Linked DNA regions of Mus musculus: region 2 is linked to region 1. A link is a loop called in an ENCODE intact Hi-C map of the cell type or tissue named here. Cell type or tissue: heart. All regions are shown on one strand. Each heading gives the region's core, and the rest is flanking DNA. Links, peaks and the distances in the headings are about the cores only. Region 1 holds the start of Cacng2 (calcium channel, voltage-dependent, gamma subunit 2). Region 2 has its middle 4.7 kb from the start of Txn2.

Evidence for each region. Peaks named below come from ENCODE experiments on the same cell type or tissue, not always from the same donor. Only the 100,000 strongest peaks of a DNase experiment are listed, where the experiment ranks them.
Region 2: a loop joins it to region 1, with 5 times the contacts of the local background. A loop is called at or near these places in 6 of 42 quality-filtered maps.

Annotation. Positions count from the first base shown.
Region 1 is chr15:78,115,827-78,124,909 of GRCm38, reverse strand. It overlaps Cacng2 (calcium channel, voltage-dependent, gamma subunit 2), which reads left to right and starts at 5,630. Exons shown (of 4, transcript NM_007583.2): 1 at 5,630-6,229. The coding sequence starts at 6,019. It overlaps A730060N03Rik (a long non-coding RNA gene), which reads right to left and starts at 6,115. Exons shown (of 2, transcript XR_875456.2): 1 at 4,490-6,115. In heart, for the core only: no CTCF peak of the experiment used is centred there; a DNase peak (open chromatin) is centred at 4,999; H3K4me3 peaks cover 693 bases; H3K27me3 peaks cover 4,422 bases.
Region 2 is chr15:77,929,092-77,938,322 of GRCm38, reverse strand. No RefSeq gene overlaps it. Among named protein-coding and RNA genes, the nearest start is that of Txn2, 4.7 kb to the right of the region's middle. In heart, for the core only: a CTCF peak has its summit at 4,366 (motif pointing left); DNase peaks (open chromatin) are centred at 3,832, 4,382 and 6,512; H3K4me3 peaks cover 976 bases; H3K27ac peaks cover 52 bases; H3K27me3 peaks cover 989 bases.

The sequences.
Region 1 (9,083 bases), core at 1,084-9,083:
ACATACTGGGGATAAGAGACAGCCCCCTTCCCACTTACAGATGAGGCTGAGCCCAGAGAGGTCAAATCCCTGCATGGGACCACACAGCAAATAGGCATCAGAACTGGAGTCTGGGCCAGATGCAGCTAGCTCCACACCTCTTCTTTCCCACCTTCCAGCTTCCTCCTGGTTGAGAACAATAAAGCCAATGGGTGATACCTGTAGCCAAGAGCCTCTCACTCACCTATTGGTTTGTCTTCTGCTGTGGTTGGCCATGTTGCCTTGCTTGGAATTCTCTCCCTCTCTTGATTACTTGTGACCTTTCCTTCTGGCCTTTGGGGGGTCTTCTGAGCCCCTCTAGGATGGGTCTATATGCTGACTACCCTGAGCATGCGTGTCTTTTCCTTTTTCTTTTTCCACTCAGCAAACCCATATTGCAGACCTAGTATGTGCCAGGCAACCTGGATATCAGGCTGAAATACCAAATACAAAATGGAGTGTCACGTGAGTCTGTGCTGACTCTGCCACTTGTCAAGCTTTGAGTATTTAATCTCATCAGTGTCTCTATCCCCTCAGCATATTGTCTGAGCCAATTGGCAAAGGAATTCCTTTTCATTGTGTACCTACTATGTGCTAGGCTGTGCGCCGTAGGTTGGAAATACAGCGTGAACATGGTGGATAAAATCGCTGCCTTCCTGAGATTTGCATTCTGCTGGGAATAGAATGGAATCAAATGAATGATTTGCATCCCTAATTAATTAATTAACATGCAGAGAAGAGAGAGAAAGAGGGTGTGGAGCAGAGAGGTCTCAGAACATGGCAACCAGCACCGTGACAGAGCCAGAGGCCTCAGCTTGCCACTCCTCACACCGGCATGCATACCTACTCCTTCCTCACACACAGCCACCTCAGCATGGGTAACTGTGCTTACCCAGCTCTCCCCACATCCTCCTGACCCCCACTTCCCATCCTGACTTCCCCTGTGCTGCCCCAAGTGACTCCATCACTGGCTTGGGAACCAGCCACATCACCCTGGCTGTCGCCTGCCCCAGAATTGGTTGACTCTTTCCCTTCAGGGTGTTTCTTCTGCCCCAGCATCTTCTCCAAGGCTGCTGGACACTTCCCACCATTGTGTTAGCTTCCGCCATACTGTGTTGTTCTGCTTCCTGCTAACCCAGGAAGCAGGGTTTGTCATCTCGTCTCACACATCTCAACCTTTCACAGACCATTTTCCCAGCTTGGAATATTCTCTCTATTCTCAGATTTCCCCCACCCCTCTCTTGGCCTAGCTACTTCTGCTCCCACAGAAAATATGCCCCCTTCTCTCTCTCTCTCTCTGTCTCTGTCTCTCTCTTTCTCTTTCCCTTTCTCTCTCTTGTGTGTGTGTGTGTGTGTGTGTGTGTGTGTGTGTGTGTGTGTGTGTGTTCACTAACTCTAGCTGGAATCTAAATTCACAGTGATCCTCCTGCCTCTGCCTCCCAAGTGCTGGAATCACAGGCTTTTGCTGAGACTGTCCCTCTCATCAGGAGTTAGCCCTGTACCCAACATGCAATAGATGCTTGAGTTTGGATTTAAAAAGAACTGAATGAATCTTTGTACTTATGAGTGACAGCAGTGTTTTCAAATCTCTGCTGACCCACTAACTTGGCCTGTGACCTTGGGATGTGACCTCTCTGGGCTCTCGCCCACCTAAAGGAAAAGTTCTTAGCACATTACTGAGGATTCCTTGACCTAAGTGTGGTGTCAGTATGCCCACACCCTCACCCAGGAGCTTCTCTGTAAACCAGCTGAGGAGCTGATAGTCTCAAGGCAAGGCCCTTCCTCAGAACGCTCGGAGGTTGGGTTCAGCTCAGGTGATGGATTAGACTCCAGGGTCTGTCACTCCCTAAGTGTGAAAAATGATGCCAGATACTTGCGTCTCATAGGTAGCTCTGTTTCTTCACCTGTAAATGGGAGTAAAATGAGACCCCTTTAGAGGAGGGTTGTGGGATTCAGCACGGGTCAGCATCCAATAAATGTCAACTGGTACCATAGCTATTAACGCACAACATGGGTGACCACAGCCTGGGCTTGAGCCCCTGGTTCTTGACAAATGAAAGGACAAGTTTCCACAGGGGTTAAGTAACTGTCCAAGGTCAAACGGCGAGGAAATGGCAGCCCTGTGCTTCAAGGCCAGGTCTGCTGTGCCCAAATCCCATGTTATTTCCACTCCATCAAAGAGGCGGCTCAAAATAGGCCTGTGGCATTTCAGCTAATTTCCTCTAAGCCCTTCCCAAGTAACAAACTGTAGTCACACAAAGCCGCTCCCTAGACATCTATTCAGCAGCCACTAAGCACAGGTGCCTGCAAATAGACCCTGTGCAGGGCCAGCTCTCCCGCGTGGCCTTTTTGCCTACAGAAGGACCCTGTGACATATAAGTCACTTGGAAAGAGTGAGGACTGTGAGACAGGAAGTGTCCCAAAGATGAAGCCAGAGAGCATTCCGGGTGTTAAATGGGATAAAGAATGGGAGTCAACCATCTTGCTGCATGCCAGGCTCCTTGCCCTTCTTCTGCCACAGGAAGCCCACAAAGTGCTCAGGCATTATTCACCAAGAGTCTGCTACAATCTAGAACGTCCTTGGGTCCTAACATCATAACATTGAGCGTGGCTCAGATCTTGCTATCAAGGGGTTATGAGGCAATGAGGGGGCTATAGCACAATTAAGTGTGATCAATGCGGTGAATTCATAGCAATATGGCAAACAGTGAAGATCAGGGGTAGCTGGGAAGCTCTACAAGGAGTGGACAAGTGCTCAGGGACCCATTTTTCAGACACTGAAACTGAGTCTTCAGGAAGCCAACTTGGATAGAGTATGGCAATTGTCCAAGTACCAAGTGAAGCTGTGTCCCCGGGCTTATTCTCTCTGCAGTAGTCTCTGCTGTCTCTATGCTGGCTATAGAGACAGATTCCCCTCCCCACCCCCACCCCTGTTGTTTTCCCGGTGACGACGTGGCCAGAAGATGAATCAAAGTCTGTGAATGCTACAGCCGCTGTCAGCAGTTCCGAGGTTAGCAGAGTCTGAGGACAAACGGAGGCTTCTGAGGTTCTGGAATGGGTGGGTGCTTTCTGAGCAGAAGGCCCAGGGGTTGATGTGAAGAGGGAAGGGATGAGAAAAAGTGTTTTGCTCCACTATGCATGGGAAGGTCAAAAGCAGCCAAGGTGACAGGCATCACCTCTTAGACACATATGAGACACCCAAGTGTCTCTCCAACCTGCCCTGCTCAAAAGACCTGGGAAATCTCAGAAGCTTTGGTATCTGCCCCTCACATCTTCCTTTAAGGATAGCAGTCCAACAGAAACACCCACGGAAGCCACTACTAAAGTGCACCAGGGATGAGCAGACCATCCACCCCCACCCCTCTCCTCCCCTGCTGCTTTCCTCCCACGAAGGAATCCAAGGCCCAAGAACCTCTTCCATGCAAGCCAGCTCCAGCCTCCACTAAAATCCCTTAGCACAGACTGCAGACGTCTGGGTGCCCTTCTCTAGATGCTGGAACTAGAAAGACAGCTCTCAATCCTTAGGAGGGTCCTTCCAGTCTGAGGAGGGAGAGGAGATTGGGAGAAAAGGAAGTTTTATGCAGGGTAGAGAAACAGGTAGTTTCTACCTGTGACTGCGCAGATGAAAGGAAGAGGTTAGGCTCTGGAATTTACACCCAAGGAACTATTTCTACCTCAGCCATCTTCTGCGTGCACCCGTAATCTCTGGATCACTGAGAAACTATCATGCAGGTCATCTCAAGGCACAATGAGGGGTGGCATTACTAAATTATGAAATCAAATCCTCACTCTACACCCTTCAACTGACCCAATGGATTCACAGCTTTCTCTAGCCCCTCCCCCAAAGGAAAAAAATGTAACCTAGAGTCTCCTATGGTCTCCTTTTACTTAGTCACAAAACTGATCTGAGATAACATGGCATCCACAGCAGTGAGCATCATCTACGTGCTTCGATTTCCAGGGTCACATTAAGGGAAAGTTGCACACACAGTCTGGAGAGGTGACACAGGAAACAACCCAGGCTCGCCGTTCTGCTGAGCAAGAGAGGGCTCCTGCCTTTCCCTGCTCATAGTAGAGAGGTTTAAAAAAAAAATCAATCTCATTTATGAATGACAAGGGAAACTTGGAAAGATCCACAACTCACTTTTCCTGAAAACATTTTTACCTTTGAGATGAGTATCATGTCCCGAACCCCAGTTACCAGCCACCCTTTTCTCATCCTTTCACAAGAATCATCTTCCCAAAATGTCTACTTGTAGAAGCAAGATGTAGAATTTCACAGAAAAACTACAGAGAGTCACAGAGAAAGCTATACACAACCCCTGTTAGCCAGAAAGAAAGATCAAGAGGAAATAAGGCAGGAGATGCGTCTATCCAGACAGTAAAATAAAACAACCTCCCCTCCCCAGAAAGTGTGGAACCCATGAATAGGGGAGGAAGAACAACACATAGAAACTATGTTTGTAATTACCCATCCAGGATCTCTTCCAGGAGAAGCAGCTGATTGAAGTTTTGTGGGAATCTGACTGTGATGGGAGGACTGTATTTGAAGCTCTGGGCACGTAGAGATGGAATGAGAAGGAGGCTGAACTGGAAGAAACACCAAGGGGGGAGGGAAGAGGAGAGAGAGAGAGAGAGAGAGAGAGAGAGAGAGAGAGAGAGAGAGAGATCGCCAGCTACGCCTTCCTCCCAGCTCCAGGAGGCCCCGGCCAGCGCTCATTCCGGAACTGTGGAACAGGAGTCCGGGAGGCCAGGCAGCCCTGCGCTTGGCCCTGGCCTGGCCCGTCCGCGGACGACAGAGGCCCCGTGGCCAGGGCCCCACTCCTGGCCGGCTACAGAGCGCAGGGAGCGCACAGAGTGGGGGAGTTGTCCAGTTCAGCACCACGGCGACGCAGTAGGTGGGCGCTCCTGCTCCGAGAGCTGTCCAGTCCAGCACCGCGGCGATGCTGTAGGTGAGAGCGCCCGGTCGTGGGGAGCTGTCCACTTCAGCACTACGGCGATGCAGTAAGTGGACGAGCCCGGCCGGGGTGAGCTGTCCGTTTCAGCACCACGGCGATGCTGTAGCTGGGAGCGCCTGGCCCGGGGCTGCGCGGCCGTGAGCGGGGGAGGCGGGCGGGCCTGCCTGCTGCAAGACGCCGGCTAGCGCGCCCCATCGCTCGCTCGCTCGCTGGCTTCCGAGGAGCTTTGCGGATCGGGGGAGGGAACCCCGCCTCGATTCTCCGGGAGAAACCCCCTCCCTCCCCCACTTCGCCGACACTACCCCCGCCGCCAACAACAATAACCGCGGCTGCTCGTCCTGCCGCCACCGCGCCCGCCAACCCTGCTGCCGCTGCCGCTGCCGCCGCCGCCGCCGTTACCGCCGCCGGGGCACAACCATGGGAGGCGAGACCCCCTCACCGGTGCAGCTGAGCTCGAGGGCTTGCAGAAGACTGGGCAGTCTCCTCTGAAACGGAGGCGCCTCGAGGACCCCCTCCCTCCCCAAGGAAGAGAACTGGCGAAGCCACGGATTTTCATGGCGCAGGCCGCAGAGCCGCGAACGAAGACCGAAGGTTGCTTCCCAGCTCTTCCAGTCTCTAACTGTCTAGGTCCGGACCATGAGAGATGGTGTTGAGAATTCGGCTGTACCCTGGCGCGCTGTGGAAGCCATCTCCAAATTAGCGATCACATATGGAAACTGGAGACCAGAATTTTAGGAAAAGAGATTAAGGCATCTCACTTGGGGGGGTGGGGGGGTGTCTTTTTATTTATTTTCCCTTTTTTTAAAAAAATCGCTGCAACTGGAACAGTTTTTTGATCTCAAAAGGCAAGCCTCTCTTCCCGTGTGATCTTTATAATTTACACACTTTTCCGTGAGCTTTCTTATCTCCCTTTTTTTATATCTCTCCATATTCTCTATTCACACATATATCCATTATATTAGTAGTGGAATTACCAATCGCACCCTCACACACACGCTCCTGAGAACCAGAAGTCGGTTGGGTGTTTATATAATGAAGAATTATGGGGCTGTTTGATCGAGGTGTTCAAATGCTTTTAACCACCGTTGGTGCTTTCGCTGCCTTCAGCTTGATGACCATCGCTGTGGGAACCGACTATTGGCTGTACTCCAGAGGGGTTTGCAAGACCAAAAGTGTCAGTGAGAATGAAACCAGCAAGAAGAACGAGGAAGTTATGACCCATTCCGGATTATGGAGAACCTGCTGCCTCGAAGGTATTTGATTTCCAACCTCCTCCCCCTTCCCACGCCGCCCCTCCCCTCCACACCCCCCCCCCCGCCTCCAAATAAGTCCCCTCCACATTCCACCATTTTCCCACTTCACTCCCTCCGCCGCTGCCGCTGCAGATCAAGGTTGACTGGGTTAGTTTCAGAGGAAAGAAAATCAATAAGCAGAACCCACACTCTCTACTCTTTGGCTTCCACCCCGTCCTCCCAAACCTCCTCATTGGAATGATCTATGGTATGGTGAAAACAGGAAATTGTCTGTAGAGTTCAGATGTGCTCTGGATGCTTTGGAGTCCTTAGGGTTTGCCTTTGGGTCTGGCTTTGCCACCTATGAGGAGGGAAAAATAATTGCTTCCCTGTGTGCTGCTCAGCCTTTTGCAATGAAGGATTCAGAAAAAAATGCTCTTCCTCTTCTCTCGCTCCTCAAAAGTTACAGGCCCAGCACCATCTGCAAGTCTCCCTTTAAAAAAAGAAATCTGTTGTTTCTAAGAATCCTTATTTGGTAGATTCTAATTATTCTAGGAGCTCAAGCCGAGTTCAAGAGCATTTCGTAATGTCTACGAGCCCCGCGTACCATTCGAGGTGGCTGGCTGTGTGTATGTGTGTGTTTTTAACGTTTACGAAGTCTAAAATGCATGTGTCTCTCACAGGAAACAAGCCCAAGTTCTAATCAACAGCGGTCACTTGCGGGTTAGACCGAGCGCTGATTTGCTTCCACGCAGAGTGACATGTCTGTCACCCAGAAGCAAGTCGAGTCAGCACTGTGCAGGCAGGAGGCGAGGGCATGGAGAGGTTGAGGGGTGGAATGGGAAAAAATGGGGTGGGGGTGTCAGCTGTTGGTCTTGATCTTGCAGAGTCATTGGGGCATGTGCGCCGCATGTGCTGTGGGCTGAGGGGCTCCCACAATGTAAAGGCCAGGACACTAGGACATGAGGAAGGCATGTGCTTTTGGGATACATTAATAAACACAAGAGGGGGGAACTCTGCAGGTCATACAAGCTGCATTTAGCCACAGACTTTAATATGAAGGAGTGAATTTGCATAGCTATATCTGTCTGTGTGCAAAAGCCACCTATAGGAAGACAGACAGAGAGACACATATGCCCCTGTATGGAAAGAGGCTTGTATGTGTTCCACTGATGTGAACCAAGCCTGGAGGCCCTTTGAGGTGGCATCGGGAAGTGAGCACTGCAGAACTGTTTGTTAAGCTCAACATGGGATGGTGCTGCAGGGAGTTGGGGCCAGCAGATGGGGGAGAGGGCAAAACTGATGTGATCCTGGGGGGTTGGGGGGTGTCTAACCTATACTAAGCCAAACACTGGTCTGGGAAAAGAGCTCCCATCACATGCCCCCTCCCGGTGTTCTTGGTGCAAACGGTTGAGTGATGGCTGAACATGTTTTGAATAGCTAAGTGACTTCATTGAGCGATGGTCTGTTTGACGCATACTGCATTTGATACCCTTTCTCAGTCCAAGCGCTGCCTTTAACATTCTGCAGAGGTGCTCTCTGCTGAACACTCCGTGCTCCTCCTCAGCCAGAGAGTCAATATCAGGAAATTAATAGGGACCGTTTTACACACACGCATTCTGCCTCTCTTAAAAAATGAAAAGCCTTTCATAGCGCCAGTCATTTTCAGTGAAAAGGCAGCTTCCATGTAATTAAACATTTATGGCAAGCTTTGATGCCGAAAGAGAAAGAAAGCAAAGGGAATGAGGGTTGCTTTGGGGACATGATCCTGGCAGCTGTTTGCATTCCTTGGATTTTGGTTAGAGGGATAAAAGATCTGCAGCCAAGAAAAATTAGAGAAAAATCTGTGTTTTTATTTTAGGGCAAATGTAGTCAGATATCAGTGACTTGGTATAAATATGCTTTCTAAATCGGGGATTTTTTTGTGTGTGTGACGGATCCTTAGTGTTGTGATCTTCTAAACATCTTGTAATTCGCAGTAGACACGACTGCGATGGCACTGGGTCACTTGTGCATCAAAAGGCTTAAGTATTTTCATTAGACGCCCATCTGTTCCAAGTCCGAAGCTACCCACCTCCTCTAACTTTCTCTCCGAGCTTTACTCTCTTCTGCCTCGATCAACTATAACGTGTTAGAATTGCAGCCGCCGCCCCCCCTCCCCCGCCTCCTAGGGTTGTGTGATGCTCACAGGAGCTGTGGGTTTGGCACTGTCCCCAGCGGCCACCCTGGGTGCCCAACCCAGGCACTTGCCTCCAGGCTGTGAGGGGAGGGCTAGATTAATAGTCTTTCCCACTAGGCTCAGACTGAAAGAGCTAATGAGCTCCAGGGCCCTGTCTGACCAGACCTTTCCATCTCTTACACCTTCCGCCTTGGGGTTCCGCAAACCTGGGACCACCTCACCTTGGCCACTTAGGAAGTGTCTGGTGCTGATTTTCTAACTGCATGCACTTCCTAAAACTAGAGTTTGGGGACTTATGTGAACTGGCATGCATGGGTCCTTATGGTATTGACAAGTTAGCATCTCTGAGTCTTCAGAACAGAGTCAGCTTCATCGAGGGCTGGGTGATTGGCGCTTCTTCAAGTCAGGGTCTGGGGTAAGAAAGACTTTCCAAAAAGATCCCTCCCATCCCACCTTGGATTGCGCTCTGTACCCACACTGAAGACCTGGCGAACAGGTTTCCAGTTTTCTCCCTGAGAGTCTGCCAGTAACCTCAGCTGAAAACCAGGCCTGATCTCCTCTTGTCTCTATTGCTCTCTAGCTTTCATTAGAGTTTTTGTGTGTGATCTCATGAGATGGTTATTTTTCTTTTACCTCTTCATGAAAAGAAGAATTGCGAAGTAGTCCCTTGCCTCTGTGGCTGCTTTTGAAATTAAT
Region 2 (9,231 bases), core at 573-8,572, 190 kb after region 1:
TTGTTTGGTTGGTTTTTTTGTTTTTTTGTTTTTTTTTTTTTTTTTTTGGTTTTTCGAGATAGGATTTCTCTGTATAGCCCTGGCTGTCCTGGAACTCACTTTGTAGACCAGGCTGGCCTCGAACTCAGAAATCCGCCTACCTCTGCCTCCCAAGTACTGGGATTAAAGGGGTGCGCCACCACGCCCGGCTTTGCTCTCTCTTTTATTGAACAGTGCAGAACACTGTTTAATGCAGGAAGAAATGGGGCACGTTTCAAAAATCTACAACAAAGTTTTACAAGGGATTAAGTCATTGGCTCCAACTGACCCAGAAAACAAACACTTCTACAAACAGCAGTGTTCTCCAAGCGATCGCTCTATATTGCAGTCAACGTTTATGGATATTTTTATAAGACTGCTTTCTTCCTCTATTCACTGTTTCCAGCCAGTGATTAACACACTTGCACCACTCTCGTATCAGGGGCATGGGAGAGTACTTAAGATCACAGCTGTGCGTCCCTTTAGGTCAGAAAGGTTGGTTACATGGAAAAATCCAAGGCAGTTAGTTATGTTGTGAACCTTGTTCTCTTAAAGGCAGGTTAAACAAGCAGGCTGAGTACACAGTGGGACGCCACTCAAGTGAGGGACTGCAAGGTGTGAGGTTCCAGTCCCTAGAATGTGAGGAGGTGTTTTTAACATGATGCAGGGCCATAGCCACTGCTCTGCCAGGACAGTGCCTGAAGAGAGGCACCCAGGCAAGCAGGCGAGCTGCTACATGATTCCTGACTGCAGAAACCTGCGGACAGGCGGTTAAAGATGGGAAGTTGTTGCATAGTATCTGAGGACTAATACCCACTCCACGCGGATTCCGCTCCCACCACAGCCACATGCAGTAGAGATGACTGTCCTCACTCTACAGAGAGCGACCAAGGCTAAGAGCAGCCACACAGGAAGACCATGGCAGGGCCCTGGGAAAATGTCCTCTAGACGGAGGCAATCCACTCAAGAATGGCAACTGTCTTTGGAGAGATGGCTCAGTTAAAAACACTGACTGTTCTTCCAGAGGTCCTGAGTTCAATTCCCAGCAACCAGATGGTGGCTCACAACCATCTGTAATGGAATCCGATGCCCTCTTCTGGTGTGTCTGAAGACAGCAACAGTGTACTCACATATATAAAAGTAAATAAGTCTTAAACAAGAGTGGTGACTGTCAGTCATTCTTCTTTTTTTTTGTTTTTGTTTTCTTTGTTTTTTGTTGTTGTTGTTGTTTTGAGACAGGGTTTCTCTGTGTAGCCCTGGCTGTCCTGGAACTCACTCTGTAGACCAGGCTGGCCTCGAACTCAGAAATCCACCTACCTCTGCCTCCCAAGTGCTGGGATAAAAGGCGTGTGCCACCACCACCCGGCATGCCAGTTCTCTTAACTGCCATCTTTCTAGCTTCCGAGGGCTTTGGTTTTAGCTCACAGTCTGAGAATACAGTCAGTCATGGTGGTTAAGGCGTGGTGGCCTCAAAAGTATGAGGCCTCAGGTCACATTGTGTCCTCCGTTAGGAATAAGATAGAACTAAGTGCTGGTTCTCCTTTTTCATTCAGTTTAGGAACCCAGCCCATAGGCTACTGCTACCACATTCTGGGTAGGTCTTCCATCTTCCTTAAATCTTTCATAGACACGTTTGTTTCGATGATGAGTTAAATTGATGAAGAAGACTAACTATCGTGGTAGCCGAGTCTTTACCATCTTCCACACGGAGGATGGAAGCGGCTGCCACTTCCTTTTTTCCCTTTGTGTGGTGCTGGGTTTTTATGCTTGTCTGTTTTCTCTCCTTGGATTTTTTACTTTTTTCTCACCAACTTCCAAGGAGTTTTTGTAGGTTTTTTTTTTCACCTTTTATTATTTATTTTGCGTGCATGGGCATGCAGACCGCAGCAGAGATGTGGGGATAAGGACAACTTGAGGGAGTCAGTTCTCCCCTCCTACCAGCTGAGTCCCAGGTACTGAGCTCAGAGCATCAAACTTAGCAGCAGGCATCTTTATCCACAGAGCCATCTTGCCAGCTCAAGAATTCTCAAACCTAAGAAGACATATGGTTCCCACAAAGGTGGGGGTGTAAAGGGACAACTGGGTAATATTGATTAAATAGCAGGTGCCAAATGACCCCTCTTCTCCACAAGGGCATGGTAGGTAGATCTGAATGGAAAGGAGAGACCGGTAGACTCAGAACGTCAGCCCTTGGCAGGCTTTGGTCTCAGCACTCTCAGCTCTGCAGCCAATTAGAACATCAGCCACCAAGCCAAATTGGATTCTTCTCTCGAAAAAAAAAAAAAAAAAAAAAGCCGTCAACAGCGTCTTTGCGCTGTGAATGCTTATTTTTAAAATACAGGGGAAATGCTGACTGGATAAAGATCTCCGTCAGACGACAGGCTTTAAAAAAGCATTTAAATCAATCTGGCATCCCAGACGGAATGCAAATCTGCCACCGAGCAGGGCTGATGGGCAAGGAGGAGATGCTGCAGCCCAGGCGCATCATCCAACCAATCCATCAACCCGAAATAAAAAAACAGCACGCAACAGATGGGCATCAGCAAGGAGGAAAGGACCAACAGTCAATCCTGTCTCACTCCTTCCCCTGGGCTGCACAAAGAAGGCTGCTCTGCTGGCTCTTCCGCAGAAGAGCCGCTTGGTCTCATCACAACATCTTCCAAAAGTCTGTCACCTGCTTCTTCATTTCTCTCGGAGATGCTAGCATCGCTAACCTAATCTCTCGAGATGGTTCAAATCACCGGGAAATAATTGGATGCAAAAGCCCCTCAGGAAAAGACGATGGTGAGATGTCTCAGAGCATCCGGTGCGTGGTATCATCTGGCCTTGCAGTCTTGAAGCAAAGCGACAGTCAAAATGCATGAGACCACCCCTACCGCCAGCTGCACAGAGTTCGAAACAAGTCTTCTGGGGGAAGTACCCAGAAGCCCTCGATCTAAGACACTGCAGGAGATTAAATATGGTAAAAAATCTGGCCACCACAGAGATGTATCCTCCTCACTCTCACATTGAATCATGGTAGGCCAAAGGATAGAGGTAGAAACAGTGACATCCCAGGTACCCTACCCAGCTGTAACTGATTGACAGCTCCTACGTCTAGGCACCAAGCCCCACCCTGAGAGCAAGCCCCACGGAGAGAAAGGCCCACAGGAACAGGCCTGAGGCACCTGCTGAGCTGCCAGCCAGCTCCACGGCAGGCAGCCTGCGAGTGAGCTTCATAGGAACAGGCCCTCTGGCTCTCTTGACTCTCCCTACTGCAGTGGCTCTCAACCTGTGTGGATTGTGACGCTTTGGCAAACCTCTGTCTCCAAACACATTTACACTATGGTTCATAACAATGAGATTCATAATCTGTAAGTCTCACTACTTGAGAGGCAGAAGGGTTTCCTAGAGGTTCAACGACACCCAGGAGTACATAGCAAAGCCTTGTCTCAAACACAACGTTAAAATAGATCGTGTGCCCTGACAGTGAGGCTGAGGGGAGGACCACAGACCGCCACTCATTGTTCTTCACTCTGAAGATCCAGCCTTTCTGTAACGGCAGCACTGCTGCAGAAGAGGACCAATGTCCTGAAGCTTGCGGGGCTGGCCTGAGTCACTCCCTAAGGTAGGGGAAGAGAAGAACCCTGGTTGGAAGCGGCTCCCTTTCTCCAGCACGGCCCTTCTCTGCCCACAGCTGCCTCCTGGTGATGGGCCAGGAAGAGGAGCGCGCTAGGCGAGATCTGGCAAAGAGGAAGAAGCCTGCCCCCTCTTCTCCTCACAGCTGCAGGTTTGTCTTGGCCTGCAGCGTCCCAGCCCTGACCCCAAGTAACACGCAAGCAACCTGGACCGGGAGTGAGCCTGGTGCCAAGCCAGCTCCATCATGCATGGTACTGGAGGGGGCATTGTGCAACCGCTGGAAACAGTACATGAGCCACAACTGGCATGACACTGACTCAGATTGTTCTGCAGTGGAGCTAGAAACATCGAAGGTGACCCTCAGAGTGGACACTAGGCCAGGAGAGACCCTTTGATCCCTTCACTCTAAAGGCAGAGGCAAATGGATCTCTGTGAGTTCCAGGCCAGAGCAAAAGAACACAATGACTCCCTGTCTCAAAAACCAGAATTAAAACAGATTGGTCCTCTAGGGGCACCCCTGTAGGTGTGGTGTGCCACCCAGAGTTTCGTTTGCTCCTTTTTTTTTTCTCAAGGTGTCTCCTTCATACCCTGACTTCTTCCAGTGTCCCAGTCACTGAACTGCGACTGTCCTGCTGCAGCCCTGTCCTCCGCAGTCCGGTCCTGCAGGGTTTAGGAAGCGTGTGTCCTGCCAGCTTCTCCAAGGGGAAACCGTGAGTACCACAGCGCCATCGTGTGGTAGCCTTGCTTAGGGCATGCTGCCAAGAGCGCTGTGCTTCGGCCAGGCAGCATCACCCTCCCCGGCTTGGCCTCAAATGGCCCGTGCTGACTGGCAGGATTCTGGGGGCTGGGAGAGGAGCCGAGGCAGAGTCTCCTGGGGGGCGGAAAAGCCCATTGAGATGCCACCCCCTGTTCTCTCTGTATCCCAAGAAGCTTCATGGTTTCCACATGCCTCTGTCTCTTCCTCTAAATGAAGGTTGTGGCAACAGGATGTGATGAATTAAGCACGCAAAGAGGCTGACAACAGGCTTGGGTATTTTGGGACATTTCAAACTCTCTGAGCATAATCCAGAGTAAGAGAAGCCTTTAAAGGCTGTCATCTCAGCATCTCTGAGAAGAATTCTTTTTGGTCACAAAGCCATGTCCTGCATCAACAAATGCCATGCAAAGCACAGCTGGCGACAACACCTGGCATATTCTGGCATTTTCAACTCCATTTTGTTTTGTTGTTTTCTTTCGTATGAGACGAGGTCCCAGGAAGCCCAGATTGGCTATGAACTTGGAATGTAGCCAAGAATGACCTGGAATTTCAGATTCTCCTGTCTCCACCTCCTGAGTGGTAGGATTCCAGGCATGATGCTGGAGATCAAACCCCAGATCTTGTGTGTGCTAGGCAGGCACTCTACCAACTGAGCTACAACCCCTAGTCAGACCTACCTACCTACCTTTCTTTAAAAAAAAAAAAAAAAAAAAGATTTATTTATTTATTTTATGTATGTAAGTACACTGTAGGTGCACAGATGGTTGTGAGCCTTCATGTGGTTGTTGGGGACTGAAGTTTTAGGACCTCTGCTTGCTCCAGTCAGCCCAGCTCTCTCCGGCCCAAAGATTTATTTATACACATTTATGTATATTATTATACACAAGTACACTGTAGCTGACTTCAGACGCACCAGAAGAGGGCATCAGATCTCATTACGGATGGCTGTGAGCTACTATGTGGTTGCTGGGATTTGAACTCAGGACCTTCGGAACAACAGTCATTGCTCTTACCAACTGAGCAATCTTGCTAGCCCTACCTACCTTTCCTCCCCCCCCCTCTCTCTTTCTTTCTTTCCTTTTTCTTTTCTCTCTTTTTCTTTCTTCTTTATTTCTCTCTCTCTCTTTCTTTCTTTCTTTCTTTTTCTTTTTCTTTTTTTTTTGGAGAGACAGGGTTTCATTTAATAGCCCTGGCTAGACTGAACTCTCTCCATAAACCAGGCTGTCCCTGAATGCACAGATCCACCTGCCTCAGCCTCCTCAGTGCTGGAACCAAAGGCATGTTCCTCCCATGCTCAGCTAATCTTGACTTTTAAAAACTGATCATAGAGGGCTGGAGAAATGTCTCAGCAGTTAAGAGCCCTTGTGGTTCTTGCAAAGAACCGGGTTCGGTTCCCAGCACCTACGTGACACCATTTCCAGGAGATCCAGCACTTTCTTCTGGCCTCGGCAAGGCACCAGGCAGGCATGTGGTGCACATGTGTACATGCAGGCGGAATCCTCATACATATAAAGTAACCAGTAAACCTAAAAACAAACAAACAACCTTTAAGCTGACCACTATGTAGATTTCACCAATGCTCACAACTCATAACCTGGAAGACAGCTGTGGCTGTCTGCCCTGACTCCCTTCCCTCTGCTTTAAGCCTATTCCCTGGTGAGCGCACCTATCCCCAGACATAGATACCACCAAGCACATGGGGGGGGGGGGCTGAGAACTAAACCTAGGTCACAGGCTGTCACCTGCTGGAGGAAAGGGGACTGACATCATGCCAGCTCCCGTAGGCGCTGCCTCTTGAGTGCTGGGATTAAAGGTGTGCACTGCTGAGCTAGCTCACAGCCCCTCTTTGAGGAAGTCATACTGTTCTCAGATGAGAAGCTCCGGCCAACAAAGGTAAGGTGACTACAGAACAAACAGAAACAGGGCTGGCTCTGCATTAGAATTCAGAATGTGGATCAAGCGAGGAAATTGGCTCTCAAGAAACGGCTCTGAAAATGCTGAATAGGATGGGTAGGTGGCTGGGGAAGAGAAAGTGCTGGAGACAGAGAAAAGCAGATATGAAAGTGGGAGGGGCAAGAGCACCCAGGCCAGATGGCTCCTGGCATTATCAGCAACAGCTGCAGCGGGGGAAGCTGACCTCAAGAGCCCAGGGATCTGGGTATCCCACCGTGGGTGGGTCGTCATCCCGGATGAGAGCAGAGGCTAAGACATGAGGTCAGTTAAGGTAGAGAGGCCACTCTGCCCACATCTGACCTCATCTGCCTTTGGTGGATAGGAGACTCTACTAAGTGGAAGGCTGACACGGCAGTGGCTAGCTAGAGTTTGTTTCCCACTCTGTCCTAGAGGAAAGGCCCTGCACAGCCCTGGGACCTGCCAATTGGACAGAGGACAAAACAGAACAGGATGTGCCAAGATGGGCTGAATACAAGCATGACAGTGGGTTTTGGAAGGGTACAGCAGGGCTGTGGAATGGATCTGGAGGTAGAACTTAATCTGGGTCACTGCTGCACCTCTAGAGTCACTGGGTACCTCCTGATGTCAGGCCCTGAGGCAAGTACTGGATATAGACCCCAAAGTGTGGGAGGTACAGACATTCCTGTGCTCACAGATAAGCACTACAGAAACCAAGAATGTTAACCGAGCAGAGTTGTCTCTTCAAAAGGAGAGATGTATAACCTGTTTTCTACCTAGAAGGCTGGGAGTGGAGGTGGCTAGAAAAGGTGGTGACCTCTGTACTATCTGTTTGATCAAGACCACACCAGATCCTTCCCCCAGACTCTTAAGATGTCACGTGTAAGTTAATCTATAGAACCCATCTTTATGGAAGACATGACGAGTACTTTACAAAAAAAAATTCAATGCAGTCATGTCTTAAGCTTTATTGTGCACCTGGGACTGAGCTAATTATCACCCGGAAATTTTGATCAAATCGTGTTGTACTTAAATATGCCTAAAATAAACCTCCCAGTGTCGAACTCTCAAAGTCTGACCCAACACCAGCTACTGAGTCGTGTTGAACTAGGCTGCCTTCCTGCCTCATGCAGATCTTGGATCATTACTCTGCGGGCCAAAGTGTTTGCACACACACACACACACACACACACACACACACACACACTTCAGGGCTGACGAAAGAGTGAGAAAAAGTGGGGATGCAGCTCAGCTGACAAAATGCGTGCTTAGTTCAGTTCCAGCACCACCTAAAACTTAGTCTGGGTTAAATGAGACTCTATCAAAGAAAGAAAGAAAGAAAAGAGGTGCAGAGGATGGAGGGGAGATGGAGAGAGAACAGAGGTAGAAAGAGAGGAGAGAAAAAAGAAGTAAGAAGACAGAGAGGGGGAGAGAGGGAGGACAAAAGTAAAAGAGAGAGGGCTGGAGAGATGGCTCAGTGGTTAAGAGCACTGACTGCTCTTCCAGAGGTTCAATTCCACCACATGGTGGCTCACAACCATCTGTAATGGGATCCGATGCCCTCTTCTGGTGTGCCTGAAGACAGTGACAGTGTACTTATATACATAAAATAAATACATCTAAAAAAAGAAAAGAAACAGATAACAAAACAATGAACAGAGACTGGTGGCTGTCAGTTGCAAAGACGAGGGCTGACCTCCACTGGAGCAGACAGAAAAGGGACCCAGAGACAGTGCAGAATCTAGTACCTAGTAGCACTTTTCTCAGAGAGCTCTGGGAGAGCCTTCCAGGCACAACTGCAGATGTAGAACACAAAGACGCCTCAGCAAACCACTAATTATTGAGAGAGTGGGTTAAAATAGGGTGGTAGATGGAGTCCATCTGCTGGGACACATCACATAACCCCTCTGACAGAAACCACTTGCTGAGGTGCGCAAAGATTCTCAACTTAGTGTCTATTGAACAGCCTCTCTGTGCTGGGCATTGTACCAGGTTGGCGCTAAGTATATGCAGATGAGACAACCACAAGTCCCTACTCTCAGAAAGAGACGTTGTCCATGTGTTCTGGAGGATTATAAAGCAGGCGCTAGTGAGAAGAAAGCAGTACTATTCAGAGAAGATAAGGTGAGCAGGTGTTCTAAGTACCCAGAGACAAAGTTCAAAGTGAGCAAAGGTATGGAAGGGAAGGTGGACAGCAACGTGTTCCCCGATCGTAAGGGGCTGGAATACTGGTTACAATATGCATAAATGAGGGACTTACACCTCAGTCACTCATGCCAGTGGGAATGGAGAGAAAGCCCTACACTTTACCTTGGATAGTGCTTCCTTGACAGTTCCAAAAAGTAAGACATGACAGTACAAAAGGTAAGGGCTTTAGAAGTACCGCCAGCCCTTAGGGGCAGAGGGACTTGCTCAATCATAAGAAGTTAGGTTGGGCAGAAAAGAATCAAAAACGGCAGAATAACCCCTTAATGCGACATGTGTACACACACACACACCACACACACGACCGGATCTCACGTAGTTCCTAAGTATCGAGGATGACTTTGAACTCCTGAGCCCTCCGGGGTCCTGGGATTAGGTGTGTGCCATCACACCCAGTTTACTTGGTATTGAGAAGCCAGGCTTTGGGTGTGCTAGACAGGAATCCAATTGAGCCATAACCCCAGCCCGGGAATCTCTTCCTTTTAACACTAAGCTTCTGTCGAGAACAGAGCTTCCTCGGCATTAAAGTGAACACAGCCTTCCAGCCCTTTCCAGAGCTCAGATCCAAGGGTGGGCAATGCCAAGAGGCGCAACACAGCAGGAGCTTGTTCCAAAGCCACTCCTTCCTTCCCGCCCTCTCACCCATCTCCTCCCTCACTGGTCCCACACATTTTCCGGTCCCTCCTCCACGATCCCATTCCTTCCGGTCGCGCCCCTTCAGC